2 separate regions of the Mus musculus genome follow, and region 1 is linked to region 2. Evidence: chromatin loops called from intact Hi-C (ENCODE). Cell type or tissue: heart. All regions are shown on one strand.

What was found. A loop is a pair of places that touch in the nucleus more often than their neighbours do. Peaks named below come from ENCODE experiments on the same cell type or tissue, not always from the same donor. Only the 100,000 strongest peaks of a DNase experiment are listed, where the experiment ranks them.
Region 1: it touches region 2 in a loop (2.3-fold over the local background); 2 of 42 quality-filtered maps call a loop at or near these places.

Annotation. Positions count from the first base shown.
Region 1 is chr15:101,865,172-101,870,171 of GRCm38, forward strand. Krt77 (keratin 77) reads right to left here and starts at 4,534. Exons shown (of 9, transcript NM_001003667.2): 1 at 3,896-4,534; 2 at 280-494. The coding sequence starts at 4,447. In heart, no CTCF peak of the experiment used is centred here; no DNase peak of the experiment used is centred here; H3K27me3 peaks cover 1,958 bases.
Region 2 is chr15:101,955,430-101,960,429 of GRCm38, forward strand. It overlaps a transcript of Krt78 not described here. Among named protein-coding and RNA genes, the nearest start is that of Krt78, 3.6 kb to the left of the region's middle. In heart, no CTCF peak of the experiment used is centred here; no DNase peak of the experiment used is centred here; H3K27me3 peaks cover 73 bases.

The sequences.
Region 1 (5,000 bases), 90 kb before region 2:
ATTTAAGAGCCACAGATCTACTCCTCAGAGCACTCAGTAAGGAGGGCACACTCTGGGCAAAGAGGTGAACGTGTGGTAGGGCTCACTAATCTCCTGCCCCTCCTGTTATAACCAACACCTAACTGTCTCTGCTATCCTGCACAGGACTGGGTGCCGTATGTAAAATGGTGTCCCCCTGCAGTTACACAATGCAGAGCCCCCCTGCTGCCAGTCATACCAGGAGCAGAAGGACCCTGACAGCCTTCTCCTTGACCCTTTTGCCCCGCCCTGGCTCCTCACTTGTTCTTGTAGTCCTCCACGACATCCTGCATGTTCCTGATCTCCGTGTTCTGGCGCAACTGCTCGGTGGTCAGAACATCCACCTGCCTCTGCAGCTGACTGATGAACTCCTCGAAGACTGGCTCCAGGCTGCTGGTCCGGGTGGAGGTGTTCACCTGCTGCAGCAGCTCCCATTTTGTCTGTAGCACCTGGTTCTGCTGCTCCAGGAACCGCACCTAAAGAACACCCCAAGCGCAGAACAGCTTTCTCCATGGGAAGAGAGATTGGTGGCTTTACAGCACACTCAAACCTCAGAAATTCAAGATGGGCCTTCTCGCCGTCGAGGGAAGCAATGTGGTTCATTCGGTCACTTCCAGCCAGTCTCATCCAGCTATAAACCCCTTTATATAAAAGACTTCTCACCCCACACTTAACTTATCCACGCCAACGTGAGCAAACGCCACTTCTTTTGTCTTTATTATTGTAACGTAGAACATGACAGAGGACAAGACACAGAAGGTCTTGGGATATTCTTAGGTGGGTGCCCCCAGCATCCAGTACCATGTTTGCCGCCTGCCACTATGGTTTTTGAGACAGCAACCTCATTTAAATGTGATCATAACCCAGCCAGAAGTTCTGAAATACATGCTTTTGCTTTTTAAAATCCTGCAATGCATTTAAATGCCCCAAGTAAGAGCTTTGGGCTGACAGATATTTGAAAAATGTCCCAAATTTGCTATTTCCTTTGCTTGCCGAGGACAGAGAGACCAGAGGGATCCGGGTACTTAGACCAAGTGCACGTGTGGTGTGTGCTCCATGTCACCAAACCCAGATTTCACTTTTCCTCAGCCAGTTGTCCACGGATAGACCTTCCTCTCCCATGCAGTAATAGAGAGGGCTGGGCTGTAGTGTACTTCCCTCGGGTACATGCAATTGTGTGCACACAGACATACACAAGTGTGCGCACACACACACACACACACACACACACACAGAGTCTCACATTCATATACATCATATATATATATACATATGTGTTTCACATATACCTCCATATACATGCACAAATATTCACTTCCACACAGACATCCATATTATCACACTTACTTATACACAAATGCATGTGTATGCACTCATAATATATATTTATATTCATCCATTCATATATACACATGAACAGCAAGGAGAGAGAGAGAGAGAGAGCTCTCCAAAGTCCAGCACCCTTCTCCAGGAGCTATGAAAGGAATGGGAAACCCTCCCTCACTTTGTGGGGTCTGAGCAGCACTTGGCATGTACTCCTATGATGAGCACTGTATGGCACCCAGAATTTCCAGGCCCCTGAGACTTCGCCTGTCTAGGGAGCCAGCCCTGCCAAGTCCCTTTAGATTCTGACTCTAATGAGAAGAATGTAATCGGGGAGCATCTTTCTCAGGCCTATCTTTGCCGGCTTTATCACATCGAGGGGTTGAGCAACCAGCCCTCACAGTAGACTTATCAGCACAGCTTGTAACACCCCCACAAAAAATTCCTGCCACTATCTCTCTTCCTTCTGTGGCGTCACTCCCAAGGAGTGGAAAAATAAGTTCTGCGCTCCATGACAGCAGTATGTTTGGTGACAGTGGCTTTCACATCTTCTCAGATTGCAGCTTTTACTCCAAATGAGACACCACTCCAGGGAGGATTTCTAAAGGAGAGGACGCTGACCTTTGAAAGGATGGCTATTGAGAATAGCCCAAGCTGTACCAAAGGGGAAGCAGAAACTAGGGTGAGAAATTATAGCAACAAAAGTTTGCTTTCTTCCAAACTGGAGGCCTGAAGGCTGATTGTCCTCACAGGGCCTGCTTTGAAGAGAGAATATGAAACCTCTAATCCCTGTACACTGCTCTAAAATGTAATAGGCTTCTGTCCTTGTCAGGAGCCTTGATCAAGTGAAAATCCCAGGTTAATTTCCAAAAAGAAGTCTGTGGGATTTTGTTTGCCAGTTTTCCCTGCTCCTTCCTTGGCCAACCTTAGCTTCCTGGTAGAATCTCCCTCACTGATAAGTCCTTACTCCCGGCAAACCTTCCAGCCCCTGCCCTGGTGACCAAATGTTTCTCATTCTGAGTGATCAGAAGCAGACACAAGCACATGGCTCTGTTGGACTCCCTTGGAGCTGTCCATGACTCTCCCTCTATGTCCTCTTCCTCCTGCTCATACACTGCTCCATCTCTAACACTTGCCCTGATATCAGGCAGTGGCCATTGTGCCCCCTCCTCTGCATGTAACAAAGGGAAGCTTTTGACCATAGCTGTCTGGTGACCTCCTTCTCAGAGACCTGAAGATGAGGAAAACTTCATGTGAATTAGGGTAAAGGGCTTCAAGGTGGCCCTTTGTTGGCCTTGGAGAGGGTGGTAAAAAGGCAAAGTCAGACAGAACACCTCATTATACATTACTGACTTTAGTTCCCAGAGAGACCTGCCATCAAGACACTCACCTGATGCCCACCAACAGCTTCCTAGCTGCTGTCACTGCCCATCTCTAGCTGTACCCACCACATCCCTTCTTCTCTGTCATTTTCCCAGAAATTTTGACATTTGAAATTCCCTGAAGGGAGTCACACTTTTCATGCCTCCTCACTGCGTGGACATTTTTTTGCCTGACAGCTGTTTGGCTCTTCTATCTTCAAGACCCAGGTAAGACCTGAGGTGTCCCAACAAAGCACTCCTAGTATCCAGCAGGCACAACTCAGGCACCTTTGAGCTACCCAAAGAGTACCACATACTAATGCATCTCCAATAAACTGTCATCATTCTCTGCCATTCCATTTTGGAGCTTCTTGAGAGCATAACTTGTGTCCCAGTAGTCCTTATAGCTTTTATGTACAGTGGCATAGAGTAGACCTAATAAAATATTTGTGGATTGAATGGGAGTGGAACAATTGGGCAGGAAGATTGATAGATAGGTGAATGGGTGGGTTACAGATAGATGGACAGATGGATAGATGATGGATGGGTGGATGATGGATGGATTGATTGATGGATAAATGATGGATGGTGGATGAATGGATGGATGGAAAGATGGATTGATGTATCACCATCCATCATGATGGATGGATAATGGATGAATTAATGGATGGATAGTGGATCATGGGTGAATGATGGGTGAACAGTGGATGGATGGATGGATGGATGGATGGACGGACAGACAGACGGATGGTGGATGGATATGTTTGAGTCGTGGTTGGGTGAATGGATGCATAAGTGTGTGTGGATGGTGGGTAGAAAGATGGATGTGGGGAGTACAGGTGATTGAGTGGGTGCCAAGGTACACAGATGAGTGGAACATGGGTAACGATGAATGAGAGTAAGATGCATGCCATGTGCATCTGTTGGGTATCATCAGGACCCTTATCTGCTTTCCTACTAACAGTGCACACACACACCCGACACCCAAAAGCCTGTGTTAAATGCTTATGTTACAGTTCGGGTGAAAGCCTGGGTTAAAAGCCTAGGTTAACCACTTTCTGAGTTCCCAGCACATGCACAAGAAGAAGTGGCTGCCATCAACTTAAAGAGTACAGTGGTTGCTAGTAGCTACATTCTGGCAGAGTGTGAGGCAGTCTTGGCTGTTTGACTCTCCCTGCCCGTAAGGAACTCACCTTGTCAATGAAGGAGGCAAACTTGTTGTTGAGGGTCTTGATCTGTTCCCGCTCCTGGGTCTTGACCCTCTGAATTTCAGGATCCACCTCCAGGTGAAGGGGCTCCAGGAGACTCTGGTTAATAGTCACCTCATGGATGCCCCCGGGAGGATAAGAAGGACCGAAGCCCCCAAATCCAAATCCAGCACCCCCAAAACCACCTCCAAATCTGCCACCTCCGCCATAGCCACCACCAAAGCCACCTCCACCAAAGCCTCTTCCTCCTCCAATTCCTCCTCCGATTCCTCCTCCAAATCCTCCTCCTGGCCCTCTACTCTGGCAGAAACCACTGGCACTTCGTCCCACTAGGTTCCCAAAGATGCTTTTACTACCACCCAGACTGTAGAGACTCCTGGAACTGAACCCACCACCATAATCACCGCCATACCTCCTCGACTGACTCACAGACACCAGAGCCTGTCTCCCACCTCCAAAGCCTGATGAAGACCTGGAGCTATAGGCCCTCCTGCTCCTCGAGCTAAATGCAGACTGAGAACTAAACTGGCGGCTCATGGTTGCTAGGGCAACCAGAAGCACTGGTAGCAAGGACTCAGCTGAAAGCAGGCAGAGAGCAGGGACTGAGGGAGCTGCGACTCTCTTGGAAAGGATCTGGCTCAGTCCCTATATATACACACACCTGCTGGGCTGGAAACTTTCCGAACCCTGGGAGGGGAGTATTTGCCTGCCAGTAGCATCTGCTTACAAGCCTCATACCTATGTGTTGCTGAAATGGCATTGCAGACAAACTCCCCCAACTTGATCATTTATCATTCATCTCTTACTACGGAGAGACCAAAGGATAGCAATCTCTCAGGATCTCAGTGTTGGAAACTCCTGTAGTGTTTCTCCTTAAATCTCAAATTGATCTTTTCCTAAGAAGCAGCATGGAGTTGTTTGTTTTGGGGTGTGCCAGAGAGATCTAGGATAAAACTATGAAGTGTCTAGTGACCTTGGGGCCACAGCTTGGATGAGAGTGGAGACACTTGCTGTAACAAGGCTGTCCTCGTACATAAAATCCATTTTTTGTTTTGTGGTTTTTTGTTTGTTTGTTTGTTTGTTTGGTGTG
Region 2 (5,000 bases):
ACGTCTCTGAGGAGGCAGAGGTAGCAAAGAAGTTCAAGCAAGGTATGAGGGGTCAGGGAAGCCAGAAAAGAGGAGAGAAAAGATCCAAGAGAAAGCTGCCAGGATAGAGGAAGGGGAGGCACACTGAGCTGCCTGGAATCTACTTGGACCCCACTAAAACCTCAGCCCCAAAATATCCCCCACCACAGTCAGAGGCACTGTAAAAGGAAGCTTTGCCCACGTGTAGAGGAGTGAAACTGGATCCATATCTATCATCCTGCATAAAGATCAACTCTGAGCAGAGCTCTGTGTGAAACCTGAAATGCTGAACAGCTAGAAGAAGACATAATCAGCACCCTGCAAGACGCAGGTACAGAAAAGGGCTTTCCCAATAAGACGCATTCGTTCAGGAATTAAGCCCAACAGTTGACAAATAAGACCTCATAAAACTGAAAGCCAAAAGTGGGAGAGAATCTTTGCCGGCCATACATCTGATCGAGGGTTAATACCCAGGATATATAAAATAAAGAACTAAAAAGGAAGAGCCAAGAAAACAAATGATCCATTTAAAAAAAAAAAAGTAGAAGTAGGCTATAGTTCTGAACAGAGGGTTCTCAAAAGAAGAGATAAAGTGCATAATAAATATCTCAAAGTGTTCAACACCTTTAGCAATCAGGAAAATGCAAAACTGTTTTGAGGGGCTATGAGATAGCTCAGCAGGTAAAGGCACTCGCTGCCAAGCCCTAGCACCTGAGTTCAATTGCTGGGACCCACGTGGTGTCAGGGAGAACCAACTCTCACAGGTTGTCCTCAGTCTCCATAGATGCGTGTGTAGCATCGCTCACACACACACACACACTAACTCACATATACACACACATACACATTCACACACTCACACGTAGATAGATAGATGATAGATAGATAGATAGATAGATAGATAGATAGATAGATAGATAGATAGATAGATAGATAGAATAGATAGATAGATAGAATAGATAGACGATAGATGTATATGTAGGTAGGTAGATAGATGGATGAATGAATAGGTAGGTAGGTAGATAGATAGATAGATAGATAGATAGATAGATAGATAGATAGAATGAATAGATAGACGATAGATGTATATGTAGGTAGGTAGATAGATGGATGAATGAATAGGTAGGTAGGTAGATAGATAGATAGATAGATAGATAGATAGATAGATAGGTAGATAGATAGATAGGATGGATGGATAGATGGATAAGTGAATGGATAGATAGATAGATAGATAGATAGATAGATAGATAGATAGATAGATAGATAGATAGATAGATGGATGGATGGATGGATGGATGGATGGATGGATGGATGGATGGATAGATAGATAGATAGATAGATAGATAGATAGATAGATAGATAGATAGACAGACAGACAGACAGATAGATAGATAGATGATACTAAGATGTGAAAAATACCTTGAGTCTCACATTCTGCAATCAGAATGACTAAGATCAAGGAAACAAGTGACAGCGAATGGCAGTGGGCATGTGATGCATAGACACAGTGGAATACTACACAGCAAAAGAAACTGAAGCCTCGAACTTTCTAAGTTAACAGACGGAACTAGACCACTTTCTACCAACTGAGGCAGCCCAGACCCAGTAAGACCAACGCCACATTCTCTCTCTAATTGTGGAGTCTAGCTCCGAATCTCTACATGTATGTAACCTGGAGTAACCACAGGAGACAGGAAAATAAAAAGGGTTTATGCTGGGGTGGGGGAGGCTGTAGCGAGGGAGATAGTTGGGCACCCATTCTATGAAATGAGAAAATGGGGTGAGGGACTTCATCTGGGAGAGGGAAGAAACAATGAGGGGCGAGAGAAGATGGAGAGAAAACACCAAGGATGGTTGAAAAAGCTTAGGGAAATCCTATTTTATGCTTACTTAAAAATACATCCGTGCCTGTGTAAACATACATAAGTAGTTAGATGGGGCTGTGACGTTTGTGGGGATACTGCTCTTTTCAAGAGCCACAGACTATCTAGAGAAAAAAAAATGGTACCAAGCATGGGAAATCTCCCTCTGAGTTTTTAGTTCATGGCACTTCAAGAGACTAAAAACAATGCCGGCTGTTGTCATTGCCCTTTGTTGCCTCGAAAAAGGCAGTAAATAAGTTAAGACCCTATTGATAAAGACACCACACACTCGCACACTTAGGGCCCAGGACCTGGAGGAACTTCCTGAAAGTCCCTGTGGTGACAAAGTGCTATGCATGCCACCAAGGGGAAAGCAATCAACAGGCCTACCCAGCTGTAAAGCTTCTGATCACAGTGACTGGACCAGAAAGATCCCCACGATGGTGCAATAGGGACACCTTTATCTTAGGGTGACCAGCACTGTCTAATTGGGCGTAAAGTCCACTCAACAGGAGGGAATGTGTGCCTGGTATTGTAAACCTGGCCAGCTACCCATGGCTGGAGTGGCCACATTGCCAGTTCCTAATTCTGTGTTCTAAATACTTCAGCTTATACTCAAAGATGGATGTAGCTCTTATCCCTCACCAAAGTAGCGTTCTTTTTGCAAGAGGTAAAAACTATTTCGTGGGGACACTAGAGGTCAAAATACAGAGAAGAAGAGACAGTGGGATGCTCAACCCCCAATTACATCTGCAACACAATCCCTAAGGCTTGGAGAAAACCATGAAAGGGGGCAGAAATATTTCAAGAGCCAGGGGACCAGATCATCTGCTGTGAGGTCGAATCTTCTCTATATGACAGGGACGCAGCACGGTGACTCTCAACCATACAGTTGCCTGAACAAGACCAGCATTGTGACAATATCAGTTGACAGTGTGGGCAGTGTAGACAGGAAAAACTCTACATGGCCCCATTCCTAGATGAAGAGCTACAGGTCATCAGTGTTTGCTAAAAAGGGGACACTCATTCTCCTCCAAGAGTGAGCCCCCACATAGTTTGTCCAGTCCCAAATGGTTGGCACTGAACACATGTACACATGAAACAAGCTAAATAGACTCAGTAACAATAATAATTAGAGATCATAAATGTGGGGGTGACATGGGATGAGTTGGAGGGGGTTGGAGGGAGTGAAGGGGCAAAAGTGATGTAGATACAGTGCTGTTTGTTTGTTTGTTTGTTTGTTTGTTTGTTTTTCTGTGTAGCTCTGACTGTCCTGGAACTCACTCTGTAGACCAGGCTGGCCTCGAACTCAGAAATCTGCCTGCCTCTGCCTCCCAGGTGCTGGGAATAAAGACATATGCCACCATGTCCAATGATATTAAATTGTTTAAAAGAGAAAAAGGAGTTGGAGCCTCCCTGCCTGCTGCCTCAGTGGGCCTTGCTTACGTACATCTCTGGGGTCCCACAGGGACTGAGCTCAAACATCTTTCTCCCACTTTGTGTTGAAGGGGGACGGGTGTCACACCAAGCATGGGGTCAAATCCACGTCTGTGACGATTCCATGCCTGTTACGCTATGCAGCATGAGATCCACAAGAAGCTATGAGGTCACAGGATCCAATGCCTTTGTTTTGCACTTGACCTGTTCAGGCTCCTGAGGGTGTGGGGCAGGAACAGACCATGCTTTCTTAGTAACCAGAGAGATTGCACCAGCTGAACTCACATGATGTCTGCTCTGGAACTCAGTCTAGGATCTAAGGGACTTAACCAACAACACCCACACAGAAGACAGTACACGGAATGAAGCCAGCGCACCTCCTGCCCTCAATCCAGGAGCCTCCACATTGCCCAAATGAGCCTCTGGCTTTGCCTCATGAAGCAAACCAAACCCTCAAAGACCCTGTCACTCCACAATGTGTGCTGGCCTGGCCGCCAGCCAGCTGAGGGGTAGCATTCAGTAGGCATCCAACAGTGTTAGTTTGAAGAGATGAACTCTGTGTGTGTGTGTGTGTGTGTGTGTGTGTGTGTGTGTGTGTGTGTGTCTGTGTGTCTGTGTGTGTCTGTGTCTCTGTGTCTGTGTGTCTGTGTGTGTCTGTGTCTCTGTGTGTGTGTGTCTGTGTCTGTGTGTGTCTGTGTGTGTGTCTGTGATTGTGATTCACTTTGTGAATGTGAGGAAAACATTCTAGCTCTGGGTTACAGCCTGATTCCTCTTTTTTACTTTATCTTGAGACAGAGTCTCCTTCAGTTGCCTAAGCTTACCTTGAACGAATTCTGTAGCCCAGGAGCAGGCTTTGAACTTAACAATCATCCTACCTGGGTGTCTGGAGTACCTGGATTACCAGTCTACACCACCAGGCCTGGCAAATTTCGATCTTAGACAATCACACAGGATCCCCCTGTGACAAATGTGAAGTCATTTATAAGACAATACAAGCCCACCAACATGGCCCAGCAGGTAGAGCCTAGCAGAGAAACAGGTTATTAGACAGATCTTTATGTACAGGTTTACCCAAAAGCCTGAAAATTTGAGTTCTGTTCTTGAAACCCACTTGGATAGGAGAGAACTGACTCCTACAAGCTATTTTCCCACCTCCAGTAGTGCAAATATACACACATACACACATACACACATGCACACATAAACATATACACACATACACATATACACACATGCACACATACACATATACACACATGCACACATACACATGCACACATATACACATACATGCACACATATACACACATGCACACATACACATGCACACATATACACATACATGCACACATATACACACATGCACACATACACACATGCACACATACATATATATACACATACACATGTATACATATACACACATGCACACATATACACATAACATGCATAATTAACTATTGTTCAAAGAGCAGGCACTTAAAGTCCAGGTACCTGGTTAGGGGATGGGTAGAAACGCCACCAATAAGACATGAAAGTAGGAAGGGAGACCAGTTGAAAGAGAAAAGAGATCTGTAGATGTGAGAAGGGAATAGGTGAGGGTATTGGGGTGAAATGATCAAACTCCATTATATCCCTGTATGAAAGGGTCGGAAGAAGAAAATAAGGCCACAAAGTTTGGAG